Regions from separate parts of the Homo sapiens genome. Here region 1 is linked to region 2. A link is a loop called in an ENCODE intact Hi-C map of the cell type or tissue named here. Cell type or tissue: mammary epithelial cell. All regions are shown on one strand. Each heading gives the region's core, and the rest is flanking DNA. Links, peaks and the distances in the headings are about the cores only.

Region 1 (12,127 bases), core at 1,884-9,883, 65 kb after region 2:
TGCATCTGTTGTCCCATCTACTTGGGAGGCTGAGGTGGGAGGATCTCCTAAGTCTCTCTTCTCAGAATAAGGTAGTTGCCATGGAAACAATGACAATGACTAAATTCAACTAGAAACATTGCCTGTTAAATATGCCACATACATACAGTTCTTTCCTTCCTTCAAAGTAGAGAGAAGTCATCTGGAGAGTGGGTAACAATCTTAAGACATTGTAATACACTCACATTGATTCCAAGAGTCATTGAGATTTTGCTATATGTCAGACCTATTATCCCCATTTTATAGATAAGAAAGTTAAGGTTATGAGAAGTTAAATAACTTTTCCAAGGGTCACATAGCTAGGATTCAGAATGAGACATGTCTGATATCAGAGTCCTCTCTGCTATGTGGCTGCCAATCATTTGTGGCTATGTATGTGTCTTTACTTCCCTCATTGTTCACTTCTTTCTCAAGCCTCCTAAATAGCTTCCACTTTTATAATTCCACAGATATTGTCTAATTCAAAATTCTAAAATTGTTTGGGCAAAATGTTGCAGTCCTCCAAGATTCCATTTACCTTTTACGCAAATTTCAATTCCCAGAAATATGACATATTACATAACTTGAGAAACATTTTGCCATAAAACACTATGAATGCTGGAAAATAACTAATGCATACCTGACTTGTAAGTGATATCTGCAGGGGACAAAAATGAAGAGTGGTGAGTATTGGAGTTATGGATGCTGCAATCCTATGGAAGATGTGCTGGTGCCACAGGGAAATATGCTTTGTTAGATCTAGGGGTGTGGATTTCAATGCCCTCAGGATATACGACTGAGTCCTGGGCTCACGCAAGACAGAGAGCTAAAACCAACACCTCTGCATGAATTCAGAACCTTCAAAAAGCTATGTCCTTAGTGAATGTGTGGAATGTATGTATGTGTGTGTGTATATATGTATGTATGTATACATGTATTACATATATCCTATATATGTATGGGATGACATACGTGTGTGTATTTTATATATATATATATATATATATATATATATAGTATTAAAGGGTTGAGTAATATATATCTCAACCCTTCTCATTAACACTTGAAGTCAACAAAGAAACTTGTCAGTTTGGACCCTCTGTGGAAGAAAACAGTCTCTCTTGGGAATTTGTAACCTTATATCTGCTCTTATCCTGGCTTAGGATTTGAATTTATACCAGGGGTTGGCAAATATTTTCTGTAAAGGGCCAGAGAATAACTATTATCAGCTTTGTACACGTAGGCTCTGTTATAGCTATTCAGCGCTGCCTTTGCAGAGGGAAGGTGCTGTAGGCAATGTGTAAACAAACGGGCATGTTTGTGTATCAATAGAACTTTTATAAAAGCAGGTGGTGGTTTGTTGATTTACACTATCTGCATGGGCCAGGAACCTGTAAGTCAAAAAACTGATCCCAATAAAAATTGGTCTTTCACATATTTCTGAATATAAAGCATACAAGAAAGCAGTACAGCATACCTGAGAGCCAGCAGACATGGGAGGAATGGGTTCCCCAGGACATTCAGATAACAGAACGACTGGATAGGAACTATAAAATAAACATAAATGTGATTAAGAACATAGAAAGACTCTAAAGTGTGAGAACAGAATGAGAATCTATTTAAAAAAAAACCAACATATAGGTTTGAAAGGAATAATTAAATAGAACTTTTGATTTTTTTTGAGATGGAGTCTCACTCTGTCACCCAGGCTGGAGTGCAATGTCCGCCTCCTGGGTTCAAGCGATTCTGCCTCAGCCTCCCAAGTAGATGGGACGCCACCATGCCCGGCTAATTTTTGTATTTTTAGTAGAGGTGGGGGTTTGACATTTTGGCCAGGCTGGTCTCAAACTCCTCACCTCAGGTGATCCACCCGCCTTGGCCTCCCAAAGTACTGGGATTACAGGCGTGAGCCACCATGCCCAGCCAATCAAATGAACTTCTATAAATGACAAACAAAAGTAATTGAAATTAAGTATCAATAGAAAATTAGAAAAAGAAGACTTCATGTCTAAAACACCAAAAGCAATGGCAACAAAAGCCAAAATTGACAAATGGGATCTAATTAAACTAAAGAGCTTCTGCACAGCAAAAGAAAATACCATCAGAGTGAACAGGCAACCTACAGAATGGGAGAAAATTTTTGCAACCTACTCATCTGACAAAGGGCTAATATCCAGAATCTATAATGAACTCAAACAAATGTACAAGAAAAAAACAAACAACCCCATCAAAAAGTGGGCAAAGGATATGAACAGACACTTCTCAAAAGAAGACATTTATGCAGCCAAAAAACACATGAAAAAAATGCTCACCATCACTGGCCATCAGAGAAATGCAAATCAAAACCACAATGAGATATCATCTCACACCAGTTAGAATGGCGATCATTAAAAAGTCAGGAAACAACAGTTGCTGGAGAGGATGTGGAGAAATAGGACACTTTTCCACTGTTGGTGGGACTGTAAACTAGTTCAACCATTGTGGAAGTCAGTGTGGCGATTCCTCAGGGATCTAGAACTAGAAATAGCATTTGACCCAGCCATCCCATTACTGGGTATATACCCAAAGGATTATAAATCATGCTGCTATAAAGACACATGCACACATATGTTTATTGAGGCACTATTCACAATAGCAAAGACTTGGAATCAACCTAAATGTCCAACAACGATAGACTGGATTCAGAAAATGTGGCACATATACACCATGGAATACTATGCAGCCGTAAAAAATGATGAGTTCATGTCCTTTGTGGGGTCACGGATGAAACTGGAAACCATCATTCTCAGCAAACTATCACAAGGACAAAAAACCAAACACCCCATGTTCTCACTCAGGGGTGGGAATTGAACAATGAGAACACATGGACACAGGAAGGGGAACATCACACACCGGGGACTGTTGTGGGGTCGGGGGAGGGAGGAGGGATAGCATTTGGAGATATACCTAATGCTAAATGACGAGTTAATGGGTGCAGCACACCAACATGGCACATGCATACATATGTAACAAACCTGCACGTTGTGCACATGTACTCTAAAACTTAAAGTATAATTAAAAAATAAATAAATAAATAAATAAAAAATAAAAAAATAAAAAAAAGAAAAAGAGCAGAAGTGAGACTCAATGAGCCAAAACTGACAAAACTACCCATAACTTGGAGAAAGGAAGAAATGGAAAATAGAAAAGGTAAATTGGGATGGAGAAGAAACCAAAAAGACATATTATTTACAAAGCAATGATAATTAGAATTGTAGTCTAACTTGGTGAATCTTCCACTTGAAGTAAAGTAGATCCTTTTGGGAGCTACCTCTTTAGGGCTAATAATGCAACATCTCTGAGCACATCTTTCATCTCCTAGATTACCTCTTATGTTGGTTCCTCCTAGAATTTCTTTTCTTCTAAGAAACAATTAGGCTGGGTGCCGTGGCTCACACCTATAATCCCAGCACTTTGGGAGGCTGAGGTGGGTGGATCACCTGAGGTCAGGAGTTCGAGACTAGCCTGGCCAATGTTGTGAAACCCCATCTCTACTAAAAATACAAAAATTAGCCAGGCGTGGTGGTGGGTGCCTGTAGTCTCAGCTACTCGGGAGGCTGAGGCAGTAGAATCTCTTGAACCTGGGAGGCGAAGGTTACAGTGGGCCAAGATCGTGCCACTGCACTCCAGCCTGGGTGACAGAGTGAGACTCCGTCTCAAAAACAAACAAACAAGAAACAATTAAATCCTACTTCAGATCCTTTTCACTTTCTCTTAAAAATGCTTCTGAAATTAAATAATGCTAGAAGTCTTTAGGAAGTATGAATTTAGGTTTTTAACTTGTTTTCTTTTTTCTTTTTTTTTTAAGAGACAAGGCCTCACTCCGACACCCAGGCTGGAGTGCAGTGGTGTGATCATGGCTCACTGCAGCCTCAACCTCCCCAGGCTCAAGAAATCCTCCTACCTCAGCCTCCCAAATATTTGGGACCACAGGCAAGTGCCACCACACCTGGCTAATTAAAAAAAAAAAAATCTTTTGTAGATATGAGGTCTCCCTATGTTGCCCAGCCTGGTACTTATTTTCTGTAAATCATGAACATACCTTGATGCAATATTAACATTTTTCTCATACCCTTTAGAAACTCCTTTGTACATGATACATATTTTTTTTTCTTCAGTTCTTTTTTATTCCTAATGAAGCAAACATCTGGGATATTTAATACAAAGTGGAGCATTCTTGACTAACCATTTAAATATTGTCTCTATTTTGTTAGACTCTGACATTAACAAGAATGGCTTCCACCTGTCTCTCGAAGTCTACTGGAAGGCTTTGGAATCCTAATAGCAGAGATTGCATATTTAGTGCCACAGAGAACTAAGCATGTAATATTTTAAGCACGTTATTGTAAAAGAAGGGAATGACTAGTAACCTCTCGCAAAGTACAAGAAGGAGGTGGTACACTTTTTTTTTTTTTGTAACAACAATTACTCATGACAGAAGGACTCAGATGGGGAAAAGGACAGATGGTTCTTATTACACCCTGCCCCTAACTTGAATTACCATTCCCTACCATAAACAGAATGTGCCAAAACTGTAAGAGAAAAAATCATGAGATAAAAATCTGCAATATTTTGTGCCATCGAGTTGTTTAAAACCACAATGTAATGACAAGTACATTTAGTGAATACAGTGAAGTCAGAAAATCTTTTGCCATAATAAACATCAACAGTCATCAAGTATTTAATTGATTCAAGGGTAATATATACACTGGCAAGTGATTGAATGTAAATACGTTTTAAAGTGAATTTTTAAGTTTCCATCATATTGTCTAGTATAATCTTTACAACTCCACTGTAAGCTTTTGTTGCTTTAATAGTTCACTAAGCTTTGACCTACACAAACTAAACTTTTCTGAGTGGTGATTAAGTTTTAATGCCAGATGATGCCTAGACATTTTCAAATGTAAAGATACACATATGGTTTGGAAGAGCCTTAAATTATTAATATCAACCAAGTGGTAGATAAGGAGAATATTTTGCTAACTTTGGAGGTATTTCTTACCTCCTTCACACATAAGTCTTATTAGATTGTCCTCAATATGGCAATCTGTAATGTAATACTTATTAGAGAAGAGTGCTGTGAAATGGAGACATGCTTTTTATCACTTAAATGTATGCAGACCCATATACTCAGAATTTTCAGGATTCTGAAAGATATGAGTGAAAACTTGTGTCAGAGAATATATGTTTATGTGGCACTTATTTGGTTTTATGAATGTTTTAGAGGGAAAGTTGCCAGGCGAGAACTCATCCTCTAAGGACGCTTGATAGCATGCTGGAACCATTCGTTCTGGATCTGCGCCAAGCCTCAGTGGTCAGCAATGATGATGAGCACTATTGGCAACATGATTTTCAGAAAGAACAATCAAAACAGATTCTGTTTGTTGCCCTGTGGATTGGTTCCAAGAAACATCTTTGTCTCTGGATGATCAAAGCATGGTCTGATAGGCTAAGAATGCAGTAATTGTTATAATTAGCTAATAATTTTGGAGCAAAAAAAATTATTAGTGGCTGCTAACTCGTTTGCATGCTAATGTTTTTGGAGGGAGGGGAAAATCTTTTGAGGCTTGACATTTAAAAAATGGATCTGAGTTAACTTTTGGCAGTAGTTGTTGTTAGAATAATATACAGGAGATTGTATTTAGGTGATGCCTTCAGAGAATCCTAAAAGGTGGCTGGTAGAACCTGTGTGTGGTTTCTGGTATCTCAGGTAAAGTTGTCCAGAGTGAGCTTCCTCTTGAGGACAAAGGACAAGAGGAAGAACAGGAGGAGCCTTGGATTTACAGATTCTACCATTTACTCACAAGAATAATAAAAATTCAAAACACCTGCTGTCTCTCAGGATCAAAAAGCAACACAGCGATTTCTTTTAAACAAAAGCAAACACAGGGCAGCAATGAGAAATTCATTATGAAAGAAAATGAAGCAAGTATCTGGACTTGGGCCCTTCCCAAGCCCTGAAAACTAAAGTCTGAACATCCTGATAGATGAGTCACTGCCTCCTTCCTGCTAATGTTTGTACCTGAGAATTCTTTTTTTTCTTTTGTCACCATGAGGGAAAGAATTCTTTTTTCCTGTTGGCTCAGTAGAAGAGACTGGAGGATTCTACTCCAGTTTCTCAAGCTGTGGAGTTGTGGTGGATGATGATGTCAGAAAAGAGAGAGAGATTCCAAAATCCTGGGTTGCAGGTTGGAATTTGACTGCTTTCCCACAAAAACAACAGGGAGCTAGAGTTCTTTGGTTCAGCTGCCTGGGGGTTAGTAGACCTGCAAGGTCCTGCTAGGAACCTAACTACCATTTTTAGCATTGTTTCCATAGGAATTTTTTCTTCTAAGTTCCAAATGAATTCACAAATACCTGTTTTAGAAGTAACAATAGCAGTTAGAGCCAGACATCTGTGGCTCACCCCTGTAGTCCCAGCACTTTGGTAGGCCAAGGTGGGTGGATCACTTGGGCCCAAGGAGTTTGAGACCAGCCTGGGCAACATGGCAAAGCCCCCGCTATACAAAAAATACAGAAATTAGCTAGGTGTTGTGGCGCATGCCTGTAGTCATAGCCACTCAGGAATCTGAGGTCAGAGGATCACCTAAGGCTGGGAAGTAAAGGCTGCAGTGAGCTGTGATTGCACCACTCACTCCAGCCTGAGTGATAAAGTGAGACCCTGTCTCAAAAAAAGAATAAAAGAAAAATATTAATAGAAGTTTGTAGATTGAGGACAACTTGGATTTGAATGTCTCCTTTGTGTTTATTTCTTGATCTTTTCTGTTATAGTGTTTTAATGATGCTCATTGTTAATCTTATGAATTCTTTTTTTTTTTTTTTTTTTTTTGGAGATAGGGTCTCACTTTGTCACCCAGGCTGGAGTGTGGAGTGTAGTGGTACTAACATGACTCACTGCAGTCTTAACCTCCTGGACTAAGCAATTCTCCTGCCTCAGCTCCCCGAGCAGCTCAGATTACAGACACGCACCACCATGCCTATATAATTTTTGTGTTTTTTGTAGAGATGGGGTTTCGCCATATTGCCTAGGCTGGTCTCAAACTCCTGGGCTCATGTGATCTACCTGGCTCGGCCTCCCAAAGTGCTGGGATTATGTTAATCTTATGAATTCTTTTTTCAGTGTCCCAAATTCTTCAGAGAAACTACTTCGCCAGTAATAATATAATTGCTCTAAAACTAGATTTAGAATATTAATGAAAAGATGTGCTTTGATAAGTATAACAAAACATGGTGAATTATGCTGGCTTCCTATTTTTTAATTGTAGGAAGGTAAACTATTATTAATATTTATGGACTATTTCCTATCTTTTCAAAGGTTTTGTTAGTCTCACAATGCTGCAGCCAGAGAAGTAGGTGACATGTATTGTTAATGCATATGCAAATTATTCTAATGGAGTGTAATCCCATTTGTCTTTTGTGCTGTGTTTGTGCTTTTTTGAATCCACACAATGTCACACCTATGGAGGGAAGCTGTTCGGTTTAGGAAGAATACATTTTCTTTTTCTTTTTCTTTTTGTTTTTGTTTTGGAGACAGGGTCTCACTTTGTCACCCAGGCTGGAGTGCAGTGGCGCAAACACGGCTCACTGCAGCCTCGACCTCCCAGGCTCAAGTGATGCTTCCACCTCAGCTCCCCAAGAAGCTGGGGCCACAGGCGCACGCCACCATGCCCGGCTAAAACTTGTATATTTTGTAGGAATGGGGTTTCACCATGTTGCCCAAGCTGTTCTCAAACTCCTGGGCTCAAGCGATCTGCCCAACTCAGCCTCCCAAAGTGCTGGGATTACAGGTGTGAGCCACCGCACCTGGCTGGAAGAATACATTTTCTTCTATTATTCTACCTACTCTTCATTCAGGCTCTCTTTGACCAAAAAAATAAATAAGTAAAATTCCACAACAAATAATAAAACCAAAATACCTAACCATGCTTGTACTTTAAAAATAAGAAGAAATGGAAGCTCTCCTCTCTGTCCACCCTGCTGCCATCCTCCCTCTCCTAATCCAGTCATTTTTCCCTTCAGGAAATAATCTGGACTAGAAATATGTCCAAAATACGTCCTAAGAAAAACTGAATTCTGGCCGGACATGGTGGCTCATGCCTGTAATCCCAGCACTTTGGGAGGCTAGGGCGGGAGGATCACCTGAGGTCGGGAGTTCAAGACCAGCCTGGCCAAAATGGTGAAACACTATCTCTACTAAAAATACAAAAAAATTAGCTGGGCATCATGGCAGGCATCTGTAATCCCAGCTACTCGGGGGGCTAAGGCAGGAGAACCACCTTGAACCCAGGAGGTGGAGGTTGCAGTGAGCCAAGATCACATCACTGCACTCCAGCCTGGGTGACAGAGTGAGACTCTGTCTCAAAAAACAAAAACGAAAAACTTAATTCCAGTGGAGGCTTTCTGAAGACTCTTGGTGATAAAGGGTCCTGTTGACTCTGGTGAAAATGCAGGTCAAGACTTTTCTAGTGCATTTCTTGCCAGCATCACTGAATTATTCAAAACAATTGGGATTCAAATATTACAAACATATCAATTTATACTTTTTACCATTATTTCAATAGCACTTTTTTTTAGTTGCATGTGACAGAAACTTCAACTAGTTCAAGCACAGAGGGCATATACTATAGATGCTGTATGCTCATATAGCAGTGAAGGCAGGCGTAGAAGAGAGCTGCAGGAACAAGGAGCTCAGGGAATGAAATGGGCACAATGACTTCAGGACCCTCTCCTTGGCACCATCTTTCTCTTATTCCTAGTTGTCTGCTGAGTTCCATTCTATAGAAGGCTCTACTTGAGAAGATGAGGTATGGCCACAGAGAGCCCCAAGGTTACATTTATCAGTTATTCATTCAAGAAGAGGACAAGCCACTTCCCTCCAATTTGGGAAGTTCTGGGTACAGAATTCTTATTAGTCTGGCTTAGAGTGCAGCTTCACCTTGTGAAGTTATCCTTATTCTAAGGGATAGTAGGAATATAAGTGACCCACCATGATCCTGGGGTGGTTTTTGCAGTGAGTGGGGCAATGTGTAATGGAGCACATGTTTTACAATCTCAACAGAAGCAGGAGGTTGACCAGAAGAAGGAGGATATTGAATCTGGGAGGCAGATGAAAATATTAACTATACAGTCCATTATATTATTCATGTTAAGAATTTGTATCAACCAGAGACCCTCATAACATGAGGTAAGATGGGACACTCACATTAGGGATTTTCAAGAGAGCTTAATAAAGAGACTATTTACAAGGATGCAAGGGGGATGTGGGGAAACCACAGTGATGCAATTTCTTGGGGCTGGTAAGAGCAAGGGCCTTACCAATCTGAAGTCTGGTCAAGGATGGAGCCCTTGCCCTCTCACAGTGACCACCTTAGGGAGGGACATGGGGAATAAATACTTCAAACTCTTGCTGTCCTTCTCTCCCATCTCCTGCTGATGTACTCTATTAGTTGAACCTGCCTAGAAGCAAGCAAACAACAGAGTCCATTGATGTAGTCCTTATAGGTCAGCCTACCAGTGCAGGGACGAGAGTGGAAATGGGTGGTGATCTGGAGGGTCAAACAGAAAATTTGCAGCATGGCCTTATTTACCTACAGACAGATACACATGCATATACATGTACATTTCATGTGACAGAAACAACCATGTAACCGAATATTCAATTTAGTCATATACATAAATATGTCAATGAGATATTATCCGTGATATTCAAAGATTAACTTGTCATCAAGTATTGTGTAAACAAAATCTAAAGGTTATTATTTTCCTTTAACATTTTTTTCTAACCATACTTTAAAATACCACTGCATTGTATTGGATCATTTTGTAATTGTGTTTCTATAATGATGAGAGATTTCTAGTAGATGAGTGGCCTGGAAAAAATTCAAAGAGACAGCGTGGCATAATGAAAGCTTTTAGAGGTGGGCCAACTTGGATTTGAATCCTGTGTGATAATCTTGGTCACTTTAACTTCATCTGTGCCAACAGCGTGTAGGACAAAGCAATCATATCTGGTGACAGGATGTGTCATAGACCAATACTCAGGGACTTCCACTATGCATAAATCACCAACATTCACATTTTTAGATCCAATTAAAATAGTGATGCCATGACTATCAAGCATCAAGCAGAACATAATTTGACTCATCTTTTTTTTTTTTTTAAATTCTGAAAGCTCTTCAGTATTTTGTAATGAGGGCTCACAGTTTACAGTGATGAACATCCATGAGCGTTGGATAATGCTAAAACTTTTGCTTCACCATTTACAGCAGAAAAAAAACCCTGGCTGGTGGCACTAATTTTTTTTCCATGTAATCAAGAAGATTTTGCCACTAACTAGGCCTTTAAACCAATAGTTGGCTTTTAGTTTCTCTAATGATGGGGACGGTGGTGATGATGAGGATGATGCTGACATTTATAGGGTACTGTGTACTATGTGCTTCACACATGTTAATTCTCCCAACAACTGTGAGTCAGACACTATTGTCCCGATTTTACAGGTGAAGAACTTGCAGCTCAGAGGGTTATTAAAACAAGATCACACTTCCAATAAGCATTAAAACTTATCCTCAAACCTTGGTCTGTGTCATTCTAACACTTTCACTGATGGCTAAAGATTACCAACTCCCAAAAGATTGCTCTTTTGACCTATAGTTTTAATTCTGGGTGATAAGTTTACTCTGTTATTATTATACAGCATACAGCAAGCTATAATTAATTTCATGGTTACTTCTATTTTTGTAACTGCTGTTTTGATTTCTATTAGTTGAAATATCTATCTATGTAATGTCTTGTTACTAGAATAGTAATGGGACAACCAGCATATCATGAAAAAACCCAGCATATTATGAAAAGCATTTTATTTTAAATGCCTAATAAAAGCATGTTATTTTCATTTACAGTTTGAATACATGTTCACAATTTAAAATATAGGAAAAGTAGGGGTAAAGTCCTGATGTCCATTTTTTAATGGTAATAAACAGTAATAAATACTTTAAAACATACTTAAACAATTTTTTCCTTCTTTTCTTTCTTTTTTTCTTTAGAGATAGAGTCTTGCTCTGTTGCCCAGGTTGGAGTATAGTAATACAATCATAGCTCACTGCAGCCTCAAACTCCTGGGCTCAAAGGATTCTCCCACCTCAGCCTCCAGAGTCGCTGGGATTACAGACATGCATCACCATTCCTGGCACTAAACAGATTTTTTTTTTTTTTGAGATGGAGTCTCGCTCTTGCCCAGGCTGGAGTGTAATGGTGCCGTCTCGGCTCACTGCAGCCTCCACCTCCTAGGTTAGACCGATTCTCCTGCCTCAGCCTCCCGAATATCTGGGATTACAGGCACCTGCCACCATGCCTGGGTAATTTTTGTATTTTTAGCAGAGACAGGATTTTGCCATGTTGGCCAGGATGGTTTCGAACTCCTGACCTCAGGTGATCTGCCCACCTTGGCCTCCCAAAGTGCTAGGATTACAGGCGCGAGCCACTGCGCCTGGCCTAAACAGATTTTCTTTTTTTTTGAGACAGAGTTTCGCTCTTGTTGCGCAGGCTGGAGTACAATGGTGCGGTCTCGGCTCACCACAACCACAATCTCCGCCTCCCAGGTTCAAGTGATTCTCGTGCCTCAGCCTCCCAAGTAGCTGGGATTACAGGTGCCTGCCACCACGCCTGGCTAATTTTTGCATTATTAGTAGAGATGGGGTTTCTCCATGTTGGTCAGGCTGGTCTCAAACTCCTGACCTCAGGTGATCTGCCGCCTCGGCCTCCCAAAGTGCTGGGATTACAAGTGTGAGCCATCACACCTGGCCCAGATTTTCTTTTAATGTGTTTTTCTTAGGAGGGTTTTTCTTGGGAGGGAAGGTTAGCTTCTTTGGTTTCTAACCCAACGTTTGAGGTTAGTAATACTTTCTTATAAATTACTCTCATTATTTAATAAGATGGCATGCTTTATAAACCCAGCTGTATTAGAAATGTATAATCAAATTTTTCTTTTACACTTTTAAAATTTATTGAAAAATTTCTTTCCTTAAAGCAGATGTTACCAAACTCAGGAGACCAAAGTCCCATTGGTTAATTC
Region 2 (12,127 bases), core at 2,735-10,734:
TGCATGGTACATATTCATACTAAAAAAATTTATTCATCTGAAATTCAAATTTAACTGGCCACTCTATGTTTTTATTTGCGAAATCAAACAGCTCTATCCATGGATTCTCACTGTAGTTAAGATCAAGAACTTATCTGTCATTTTTCCCATACCCAGGCAATCACTTTTCTGCTTTCTGTTACTATAGATTAGTTTGCGGTTCCCAGAATTTGATCTAAATGGCATCGAATCATACAGTATGCACTCTCTTTTGTCTGGCTTCTTCTTCTTCTTTTTTTTTTTTTTTTTTGAGAGGGAGTCTTGCTCTGTTGCCCAGGCTGGAGTGCACTGGTGCAATCTCCGCTCACTGCAACCTCTGCCTCCTGGATTCAAGTATTCTCCTGCCTCAGCCTCCCTAGTATCTGAGATTACAGGCACACGCCACCACGCCCGGCTAGTTTTTGTATTTTTAGTAGAGATGGGGCCTCACCATATTGGCCAAGCTGGTCTCAAACTCCTGACCTCAAGTGATCCACCCAACCCAAAGTGCTGGGATTACAGGTGTGAGCCACCGGTGCCTGGCTTGTCTGGCTCCCTACACTAAGCATAATTATTTTGAGATCATCCAAATTGTAACATGTAGCAATAGTTTATTCCTTTTTATTGCTGAGTAATATTCTATTGTACAGATATGTAACATTTACCTATTGATGGACTTTGGGGTTCTTTTCAATTTGGGGCTGTATAAAGCTGCTATGAACATTTGTGTATTAATCTTTTTATGGACATTTGTTTTCATTTATCTTGGGTAAATAACTAGAAGTGGAATGGCTGGATCATATGGTAGATGTATTAATTTGTAAAGGAACTTCCAAATTGCTTCAACAGTAGTTGTGTCATTTTTGCATTCCCACTAGCAGTATATGAGAGTTCTATTTTCTCCACATCTTTGCCAACACTTGGTCTTCTTAATTGGTGCATTCTAATAGGTATGTAGTGATACCTCATTGCAGTTTTAATTTGCAATCTCTAATGACTAATCATGTAGAGGACCTTTTGCTTATTTGCTATCCATATATTTTCTTTAGTAAAGTGTTCAAATCTTTTGCCCATTTCTTAATTGCCTCGTCTTCTTATTGAGAGAGTTGAGCTTTTTAAAAAACTTTTATTTTAGGTTTGGGGGTACATGTGCAAGTTTGTTATATAGGTAAACTCATGTCATGGGGGTTTGTTGTACAGATTGTCACCCAGGTACTAAGCCTAGTACCCAATAGTTACTTTTTCTGCTCCTCTCCCTCCTCCCATCCTCTACCCTCAAGTAGGCTATTGTTCTCTTCTTTGTGTCTGTGAGTTCTCATCATTTAGCTCCCACTTATAAGTGAGAACATGCAGTATTTGGTTTTCTATTCCTGCATTAGTTTGCTAAGGCTAATGGCCTCCAGTTCTATCCATGTTCCCACAAAAGACAGGATCTCACTCTTTCTTATGGCTGCATAGTATTCCATGTCGTATATGTACCATGTTTTCTTTATTCAATCTATCATTAATGGGCATTTAGTTTGATTCAATGTCTTTGCTATTGTGAGTAGTGCTGCAATGAACATTTGTGTGCACGTGTCTTTATGATACACTAATTTACATTCCACTGGTTTTATACCCAGTAATGGGATTGCTGCATTAAATGGCAGTTCTGTTTTTAGCTCTTTGAGGAAGCGCCACCCTGCTTTCCACAATGGTTGAACTAATTTACACTCCAACAAGTGTTCCCTTTGCTCTGCATCCTCGCCAGCATCTGTTATTTTTTGACTTTTTAATAATAGCCATCCTGACTGGTGTTTTTGTGGTTTTGATTTGCATTTCTCTAATGATCAGTGATATTGAGCTTTTTTTTTCATATGCTTCTTGGCCACATGTATGTCTTCTTTAGAAAAGTATCCTTATCACTTGCCCACTTTTTAATGGGGTTGTTTGTTATTTTCCTGTAAATTTGTTTCTGTTCCTTATGGATGCTGGATATTAGACCAAGAGTATTTTATATGCTCTGAATACAAGTCCTTTATCAGATATGTACCTTGCAAATATTTTCTTCTAATCTGTGCTTGTAGTTTCATTTTTTAAAGTGTCTTGTGAAGAGCAGAAGTTTTTAATTTTGATAAAGTTTACTTTATTAATTTATTCTTTAATGGATCATACCATAGGTGTTACACCTAAAAATTATTTTGTTAAAAAAATTATTTTTTGTAGAGATGGGATCTCATTATGTTGCCCAGGTTGGTCTCAACTCCTGGCCTCAAGCATGAGCTACTGTGCCCAGCCTAAATAATCTTTGTCTAATCTAAGATCACAAAGTTTTTCTCCTATGTTTTCTTTTAGAAGTTTTATAGTTTTAGGTTTATACATATAGGTCCATGACCCATTTCAAGTCCATTTTTGTATATAAGAAGAGATATGAAGTTCAATTGTTTTTGTATATGGATATCCAGTTATTTTGGCACCATTTGTAAAAGACTATCACTTTTCACTAAATTGCTTTTGCATCTTTGTTTTAATGATACATATCACTGCACACACACACACACACACACACACACACGCAGTGTTGTTAACTGGGTCCCTATGTGAAATGTATTTCTTACTGTGGACTGCAGTCAGAAAAGTTTGAAAGGCAGTGCTATGATGGCTACCTGAATTACTTTTTTCTCTCTCTCTGGTCTCCTAATCATTCTTGTCTATCACTTCCATATATTCAGTCCTTCCTGCTTCTTCAATTTCCACTGTTCCTCTAAAACGTCATTTTCTATGAAAGCACATTTATGATCACCTCAGGAAAGCATTGTTTTTGCTATTCCTTTCATTTTTTCCTCCCCTCTCTGCTATACAGGGAAATGATAAAACATTTTATATCTCCCTGCCAAGTTTATACCACTCTCTGTGTAATTCGCCCTGTGACCTTTCATTCAGTGTTTCTTGTGGTTCGCAATTGGTTTACAGCACATCATTTCCTTTTTCATTTGTTTTGCTTTATTGGGAGACAGCATGATGTGTAGAAAAGAGAATGGGCCATACTCCAGCTGAACCCTATTTCATAATAGGCTCATAACCTTCTTCAAAATACCATCTCTCAGGCTCAGTTTCTTTATCTGAAAAATAAAACCACATCTAACAACCTCATATATTTGTTGTAAGAATTAAGTAAGGTATTGTATGTAGCATATGTGAGGCATGTCTAGTCCTATACCGGACACATAATAGATGCCTGATGATAGCTATTATCACCATACTATGTACCTTCTAACCACTTCTGTTATTTCCATCACCTTCCCTCATGTCTGTATCTTCTACTATGCTAATGCTATTGTAGGCTGTACAGTACGGCGCCTCAGATAATTAAATTCAATGACCTCAACTACCCTTGTGAGAATGATTTTACACAGGAAGTGTCATGGTGCCAAAGAGATGAAAGAGATCAGATTTCATTTCACTCTAAAAAAGAAAGACATTTTTTCTTCCACAAAAGAGAGCTTTAAACCTCCTTCCCATTATCAAGGTAGACAGAAAAATACTCCTCTTTAAAGAGAACACAGCTACTAGAAATGCTAACCATTCAGCTAACAGGGTCAGAATGGTAGCTCAAACTACCATTCCCCAGGACTTAAAAGGCAAAAATAAGAATGCTCTGTGAATGCTGATAGGGACAAGAACATTCTAACCTCGACCAGATAAGAAAATGTTGGACACAGAAAAGGAACTTAGACTGATTCACAGACTTTTGACGAGTCATCACCAGCTGAGTCCATTTTGGGTTTTTTTTGTTGTTGTTTTGTTTTATTTTTTGAGTTGGGGTCTCACTGTTACCCAGGCTGGAGCACAGTGGCGCAATCCTGGATTACTGCAACCTCTACCTCCCGGGTTCAAGTGATCCTTCCACCTCTGCCTCCCAAGTAGCTGGGACCACAGGTGTGTGCCAACACACCTGGCTAATTTTTTGTTGTATTTTTGGTAGAGACAGGGTTTTGCCATGTTGCCCAGGCCAAGCTGAGTCCATTTTGAAGAGGAATTAGAGATTGTCTGAAGCTACTCTGTGCTCTTTTTTTTTTTTTTTTTTTGAGATGGATTCTCACTCTTTTGCCCAGGCTGGAGTGCAGTGGTGCGATCTCAGCTCACTGCAACCTCCACCTCCCAGGTTCAAGCAATTCTCCTGTGTCAGCCTCCTGAGTAGCTGTGATTACAGGCCCATGACACCACGCCCTACTAATTTTTGTATTTTTAGTAGAGACGGGGTTTTGCCATGTTGGCCAGGCTTGTCTCGAACTCTTGACTTCAGGTAATCTGCCTGCCTTGACCTCCCAAAGTGCTGGGATTACAGACATGATGTATTCATTAGTTTTTTGTTAAATGTTAAAATAATCAAGAGCCATTCTATGAGTTCCTAGATTCCTAGCCTGGGTAGACTTTACCTGATTATAAATAATAATGGGAATTCTGGCACCTAACATGGTTGTTCTATTTTTGCACTGGGTCACAATTTCAATACATTTACTCACTTTGATTAATACACAGTAAGTGTCAAGCTGTTTTTTTTACCATAATTAATTCATTATTATTCATCCTATTAGTTATATGACCTGGTATTAAAGCTACCAGGTCAAGAGTGGTTTTGTTTGTTTGTTTGAGATGGAGTTTTGCTCTTGTTGCCCAGGCTGTTTAATTAATACCTTCTTCCAGAAACTTAGTTTTAAAAAACCATCGGCCAGACACGGTGGCTCACACCTGTAATCCCAGCACTTTGGGAGGTCGAGGCAAGCGGATCATGAGGTCAGGAGTTCGACATCAGCCTGACCAACATGGTGAAACCCCATCTCTACTAAAAATACAAAAATTAGCTGGGCATGGTAGCGCAAGCCTGTAATCCCAGCTGCTCAAGAGGCTGAGGCAGAAGAATCCCTTGAACCCAGGTTGCAGTGAGCCGAGATCGCGCCATTGCACTCCAGCCTGGGTGACAGAGTGAGACTCCGCCTCAAAAAAAAAAAAAAAAAAAATCAACCAGCCTGGCCAACATGGTGAAACCCCATCTCTACTAAAAATACAAAAATTAGCCGGGCATGGTGGTGAGTGTCTGTAATCCCAGCTACTCAGTAGGCTGGGGCAGGATAATTGCTTAAACCTGGGAGGCAGAAGTTGCAGTGAGCCGAGATCACGCCATTGCACCGCAGCCTGGGCAGCAAGAGCGAAACTCCATCTCAAAACAAAACAATAATAACAACAACAAAAAACCATCAACTAGGGTGTTTGGATATATGGATGCTCCCAGATAACATTAATCTGAGTTCTAACAAGTCTCCAGCTGTACTTTCCGATGGAGCAGCCACTAGCCACATGTGTTATTGTGGCTAGCCCAAACTGAGAAGTGCTATAAGTCAAAAGTACACACCCAGAGTTCACATACTTAGTACAAAAGAAAAAATGTAAACATTTTGTTAATAACTTTCAATATTGATTTCATATTGAAATAACTTTGGATTTATTGGATTAAACAAAGTATATTATTAAAGTTATTTGTACCTGTTTTAATTTTTTTTTAAGAGGGAGTTTCACTCTGTTGCCCAGGCTGGAGGGCAGTGGTGCAATCTCGGCTCACTGTAACCTCCATTTCCCAGGTTCGAGTGATTCTCTTGCCTTAGCCTCCTGAGTAGCTGGGTCTATGGGTGTGTGCCACCACGCCCAGCTAATCTTTGTATTTTTAGTAGAGACAGAGTTTCGCCATGTTGGCCAGGCTGGTCTTGAACTTCTCACTTCAAGTGATCCACCTGCCTTGGCCTCCCAAAGGCTGGGGTTACAGGCGTGAGCCACCGCGCCTGACCCTCTTTTAATTTTTTAATGTGGCTGCCAGAAAATGTTCAATTATGTATGTGGCTCGAATTATGTTTCCGTTGAACAGTGTTGGTCTGAAGTTTACAAACTTGTGAAATTCTACAATACTTAAAGCTGGTGGATAATTATAACTGTGGCTCATTAAGATTTGGAAAACTTGTTGCAATATTTGTTAGAGAGGGAGAGGTTTTTAGTGTACATAACTGGCTGAAGAGTCAGACAGAAGCAGTATAGAAGGGTCATTCAGAAGTCCAAAGTGAAACCATCTTAAGCAACCATGTTTACGCGAGATGAAAAGCTAGTGGCTTTAACCTGTGGGAAAATGTACCACACCCTGCCAATGCAATGCAAAGTTCATCTTGTTACTCATCCCTGAAACCTGCCCCCCAGCTTTCTATAGCTAATTGCTCACAGTTGGATCCCTTTTAAAGTGAGATTACACTCCCTACAGGATATGTTGTACATGCTGACAGCCAAGTTTCCAAGGTTTTCATTCAACCTAATACTCATTTTTGGTCATATTACGGCTTTGAGCAAAATGCTGAACATGAAGAAGCTGAATTGAAGATGATACTAAGTGGTGACAGATAGTAATCCCCAGGATGCATCTTGGTTGTATCAAAGAGATACAAAAGAAACTTAAAGACAGAGGTTTTAAAGTCAGAGCAATCATAGATTGCCAATAACTTACTAATAATATGTAAATTTAAAACATGTCAAACACAGGTAGGACAACCTCAGGGAAGCATAGAAATCAGGGAGTCAAAGTGGCAAGCATTGATAATGTTCACCCACCACAAACGAGGGCTGAGGGTCCTCCCTTTGAGAGGCAAAGCTCAAAAGAGAAGGGTTAGGATTGGTCAAGTTATTACAGTTTATGGCCATTAAGCCAATGTTTAACATTGTTTTCCCTAGAATGCCAGTGTTGTTCTAATATTGTCCTGTGAAAGTTTTGATGCCGGCAGTATTTTCTTCTAAAATGTATTTAAAATATATTGAAGCATACGGTAATTAGGAGGCCAGAGATCTAGCAACTGAAGCAGCATATGGCCAAGCCGTGTGGGGTGCGCCTGAGACGGGAGGCCTGTAAACAGGTGGAGATCTTCAGGCAGAATCTTTTCCAGGAGGCTGAGGAATTCCTCTACAGATTCTTGCCACAGAAAATCATATACTTGAATCAGCTCTTGCAAGGTACTGCCTCAATGTGGCTGACCTGACTTCCCTCCGGGCCCCACTGGACATCTCATCCCAGGCCCTCCACCCAAGGATGATGAGATGGAAACAGATAAGCAGGAGATGAAAGAAGTCCCTAAGAGTGGATTTCTCCCTAGGAATGAGAAGGTCCTGTTCCTGCTTGCCCTGGTTAAGCCAGGAGTCTGTAGTCTCAAAGAGAAATGCATTCTAGTGATCACAGGGATCCAGCACCTGATCCTCAAGATTGAAGATGGATGATTTTGGGGTAGCAATCCAGGAGAAGGTGCTGGAGAGGGTGAATGCCGTCAAAAGCAAAGTGGAAGCTTTCCAGACAACCATTTCCAAGTACTTCTCAGAACGTCGGGATGCTGTGGCCAAGGCCTCCAAGGAGACTCATGTAATGGACTACTGGGTCTTGGTGCACCAGCGAGATGAGGCAGCCTATGGGGAGCTCAGGGCCATGGTGCTGGACTTCGGGGCCTTCTACGCTGAGGTTTAACATATCAGCAGCAGCAACCTGGAGAAAATTGTCAACCCGAAGGGTGAAGAGAAGCCATCTATGCACTGAATCCAGGACTAGAAGGAAAATAAATGACCTATATGTTGTGTGTGGGAAAAAAAAGAATATGGTAATTACATAATAACAATGTAGTTATCAGTAAAATGTCTTTAAGAAATGGTATATTTCACCTGGCACAGTGGCATGCGCCTGTAGTCCCAGCTACTTGGGAGGCTGGGGTGGGAGGATTTCTTGAGCCTAGGAGCTCAAGTCCAGCCTGGGCAACATACTGAGAACTCTCTCTAAAATAAATAAGTAGATACAGTACAAAATTTTTAAAAAGAAATGCTACATGTGAGGTTTCTAGGACATTACCTATGAGATCATCTGATACATGCCAGCCTCTTTCATATACATATTGATACCTCAGTTTCATATACCTGTTATTGTGACTTCAGATTTTATCTGTAAGGTGGAGGATAACATATCTACATCACAGAGTTTTGTAAGAATTGAGATAATTCGGTCGGGCATGGTGGCTCATGCCTGTAATCCCAGCACTTTAGGAGGCCAAGGCGGGTGGATCACCTGAGGTCAGGGGTTCGAGACCAGCCTGACCAACATGGTGAAACCCCATCTCTACTAAAAATGCAAAAATTAGGTGTGGTGGCACACGCCTATAATCCCAGCAACTCAGGAGGCTAAGGCAGGAGAATCACTTGAACCCGGGAGGCGGAGGTTGCAGTGAACCAAGATCGTGCCACTGCACTCCAGCCTGGGCAACAGAATAAGACTCTGTCTCAAAAGAAAAAAAAATTGAGATAATTCATGTAAAGAATTATGACAGCGCCCATTTTAAGCAGCTGGTAAATGTTAGATGATGATGAACTAGTATTGTACATATATTTAATGATCACTATGTTCATTTTCATGTTATAATTTTAATACACATTTATAAAGTGGATCAGATGTTGACTATTCTTAAATAATTAGTAAATAAAACAATATTGCATTGTCTTTTAAATCCAAGAATACACTTCATTTCATGAATTCCATTCCTGTTAAGCCCTTTTAACACATTATAATTGAAAAAATATTGCTGTGGTTATGTAGCCAGGACTCAAGCAGCATTAAGTAAAACCATGAATGAAGTGAATTTGAGAAACATTGTATTAGACATTCGATCATCCAATATTTTCATTCTGCTTTGAGTCTATAGCAGTGGTTTATTGGGCTCTCAAGAGAAAAAGCTATGGTTTTAGCATTTACCAGTTTCTGTGGTATAAACATTTCCAACATGGTCAATGTCAAACTATTGTGTGATGTCACTGAATGCAAAGTTGGAAAGAGATGCTAATAATTGGTTCTCTCAAGAAGGTACAAACAGGCTCCCAAACACCACTCAAATAAATACTTTGCATGATTATAGCATGGCTTCTCATACAGTGTTCATTCATTCATTATACCAATGGTTCTGCAAATGTGATCCCCTGACCGACAGCATAAGCATCATTGGGGAACTTATTAAAAATGCAAAATCTCAGGGCCCACCTTATATCTCCTAAAACAGAAACCATGAAAATGAGGCTTAGCAATCTGTCTTAACAATCCCTCCAAGTGATTCTGATGCATCATGTTTGAGGACCCCTGCCCTATGCTCTTGCTGTTGTTTCTGAAGGGGAAGAAGTGCCAAGTAACTTCTAACATTTATTAATTAATGTACCAAGACTAGCAATGTTGGCATTCTCATTCTTCAAAGCATCTAATTATGGACTCTGAAATTGCAATTTATATATTCCTAGAATCAACAAAGGACACCAAGCTGCTGCTCTTTTGCATGGAAAGGTAATCTTATCTTCAAATGTCCCCATGTTTCCGTTGCTATTGAGAGGCTCTCATAAGGGTTAGTTAAGAGTTCTACTGGCTTGGCTTAGTGACTCATGCCTGTAATCCTAGCACTTAGGGAGGCCATGGTGGGCAGATCCCTTGGGCCCAGGGGTTTGAGACTAGCCTGGACAATATGGCAAAACCTTATCTCTGTTAATAAAAAAAAATGCAAAATTACAAAAATTAGCCCGACACAGTGGTGTACGCCTATAGTCCCAGCTACTTGGGAGGCTGAGGTGGGCGGATCACTTGAGTCCAGGAGGTTGGGAGGTCGAAGCTGCAGTGAGTTTTGATTGCGCCATTGTGCTCCAGCCTGGATGACAGAGGAGACTTTGTCACAAAAAAACAAAAACAAAAACAAAAAACAAAAACTACTCCTTGTGATTTCTGGTTGCTTCTGCAGCAGAGACCATGGGCAAAATCCCGGTGCTGAAATAAACATATGCCCTGATGTATTAGTGGACACGTTGTTAATCTACTTTGTATGGCTGGTTGGTTGTTTGAAAATCACATAAATACAGCCCTAAATTCAGTTATACTGTACACAGTATTGGCAGAGATACATGGTTTCCAGGATGTTCTAAGGGAGCTTTGGATAGGTGCAGCCTTCAGAGGTCAGCAGGTATGACCTTGCACTCTATGTGGGCTCCCCTTCACAGCACGTGTTCATCCAACTGACAAAATATTTCCAGTAACAAAAGCACATTCTATTTTTGGACAGGTCTAATTATTCTTCCATACATTGAACTAAAATCTGCCTTCCTGTAACAGTCACACAGTAGTCTGAATTCTGAATTCTGGTAAAGAATCCCCGTCTCATTGAAATAGCCCATGAGATCCCAGGAAAGGGTCACTTTAGGCTCTTTTGCAAATTAGGCTTCCCCACTTCTTTCAGGCGTTCATGTAACAACATTCCCAGGCTCTGCACCACTCTGCCTCTTGATGCTCTTCAATTTATTAACATCTGGCTTAAAATGTGGCATGCATAACCAAAAATAATGCTACCATGTGGCCCAATCGGGGCAGCGTTTGTTTCTGGAACACAGCTCTCTGTTAATGCAGCCTGTTATTGTGTCAGCTTTGTTGGCAACTGAGCTAACCTCCGGGCACATCTCCAGTCTGCAGTCAGCTCCACGCTCCACACCAACCTATTGCATAATGTCTTACCTATCCTCTACTTGGATTGTTGATTTTTAAACTCTAAGTGCAAGCTTCATATTTAGTCCTATTAAATTATAACTTTGTGAGTTTCAGACCCAATTCTAAAATAGTAACATCTTTTACAGTCCAAATTGTCATCGAATTTTACTCTCTCTTCTTCCTAGGTTTATATGTTCAGCAAACATAACCACATGATGTCTCTCTTTGTATAAAATCCTGAGGAAACTGTTGAACAAAACAGAGCTGATTCCTGTTCCCCTCCCTCACTCAATTATTTACCTCAAAGCTTGAAACTAGAATAAAATGTCCAAGTGAAGTACCAGTTAAATATTGACTTTCACTTGCCAATTTTACTTCAATCTGTCTTTCAACTGAAGTAGCCTGAAAAATGAAAATGTAATCATTCTAAATAATTCTTAGGGAACATATAGAATGCCTAATGGGTATTAAATATTTGAAATATAAATCCCCATTCTTTGATGTGTGCAAAAGGAGGTAGTTAAAGAATAGTATAGAGTAATTAAAAGCTTTTATCATGATCTGGGATTAATTGAAGTATTTAGAGAGTGGTGATGCCATACTGAAAACAACTATTACAACATTTAGGGTTTTGTAATTTTCTCTGGGTTAATTAATGCTTATAAAAATTATTCTGGCTGGACGCGGTGGCTCACGCCTGTAATCCCAGCACTTTGGGAGGCCAAGGTGGGGTGGTTCACCTGAGGTCGGGAGTTCAAGACCATCCTGACTAACATGGAGAAACCCTGTCTCTACTGAAAATACAAAAATACATGCCGGGCATGGTGGCACATGCCTGTTATCCCAGCTACAGGGGAGGCTGAGGCAGGAGAATCGCTTGAACCTGGGAGGCGGAGGTTGTGTTGAGCCAAGATTGCACCATTGCACTCCAGCCCGGGCAACAAGATCGAAACTCCATCCCAAAAAAAAAAAAAAAATTATTCTGAGCAGGCTTGGTGGCTCATGCCTGTAATCCCAGCACTTTGGGAGGCCAGGGTGGGTGGATTACCTGAGGTAAGGAGTTTGAGACCAGCCTGGCCAACATGGTGAAACCCCGTCTCTACTAAAAAAAATACAAAAATTAGCTGGGCGTGGTGGTGTGCACCTGTAATACTTAGGAGGCTGAGGCAGGAGAATCACTTGAACCCAGAAGGCAGAGGTTGCAGTGAGCCAAGATCACACGATTATACTCCAGCCTGGGTGACAGAGCAAGACTCTGTCTCAAAAAAAAAAAAAAAAATTATTCCTCAAATGGCTTCTTAAATCTATAAAAATTGAAAATAATTATAAAGAAAAAATTTAAAGCCAAGAACAGTAGTTCCATGACTTGGAAGGCTGAGGTAGGAGGATCACTTGAGCCCAGGAGTTCAAGACCAACCAGGGCAACATAGTGAGACCCTAGCTCTATTAAAACAAAATTTTAAGATATCTTACTTAGCACAGAGTATTGGCACTTAGAGATCATGGGCTATGTGAAGAAATATATTCCTAAACTTGATGTATGAGCTACATGATTAC

The links. A loop is a pair of places that touch in the nucleus more often than their neighbours do. Peaks named below come from ENCODE experiments on the same cell type or tissue, not always from the same donor. Only the 100,000 strongest peaks of a DNase experiment are listed, where the experiment ranks them.
Region 1: a loop joins it to region 2, with 2.3 times the contacts of the local background. A loop is called at or near these places in 3 of 110 quality-filtered maps.

What each region holds. Positions count from the first base shown.
Region 1 is chr4:159,065,588-159,077,714 of GRCh38, forward strand. It overlaps a transcript of SPMIP2 not described here. Among named protein-coding and RNA genes, the nearest start is that of RAPGEF2, 31 kb to the right of the region's middle. RefSeq lists a silencer at 5,990-6,284. In mammary epithelial cell, for the core only: no CTCF peak of the experiment used is centred there; DNase peaks (open chromatin) are centred at 4,494, 5,354 and 6,084; H3K27ac peaks cover 3,038 bases.
Region 2 is chr4:159,000,224-159,012,350 of GRCh38, forward strand. All of the region lies in intron 1 of SPMIP2 (sperm microtubule inner protein 2), which reads right to left. It also overlaps the pseudogene PSME2P3. Among named protein-coding and RNA genes, the nearest start is that of SPMIP2, 29 kb to the right of the region's middle. RefSeq lists an enhancer at 5,998-6,530. In mammary epithelial cell, for the core only: no CTCF peak of the experiment used is centred there; DNase peaks (open chromatin) are centred at 6,248 and 10,548; H3K27ac peaks cover 2,698 bases.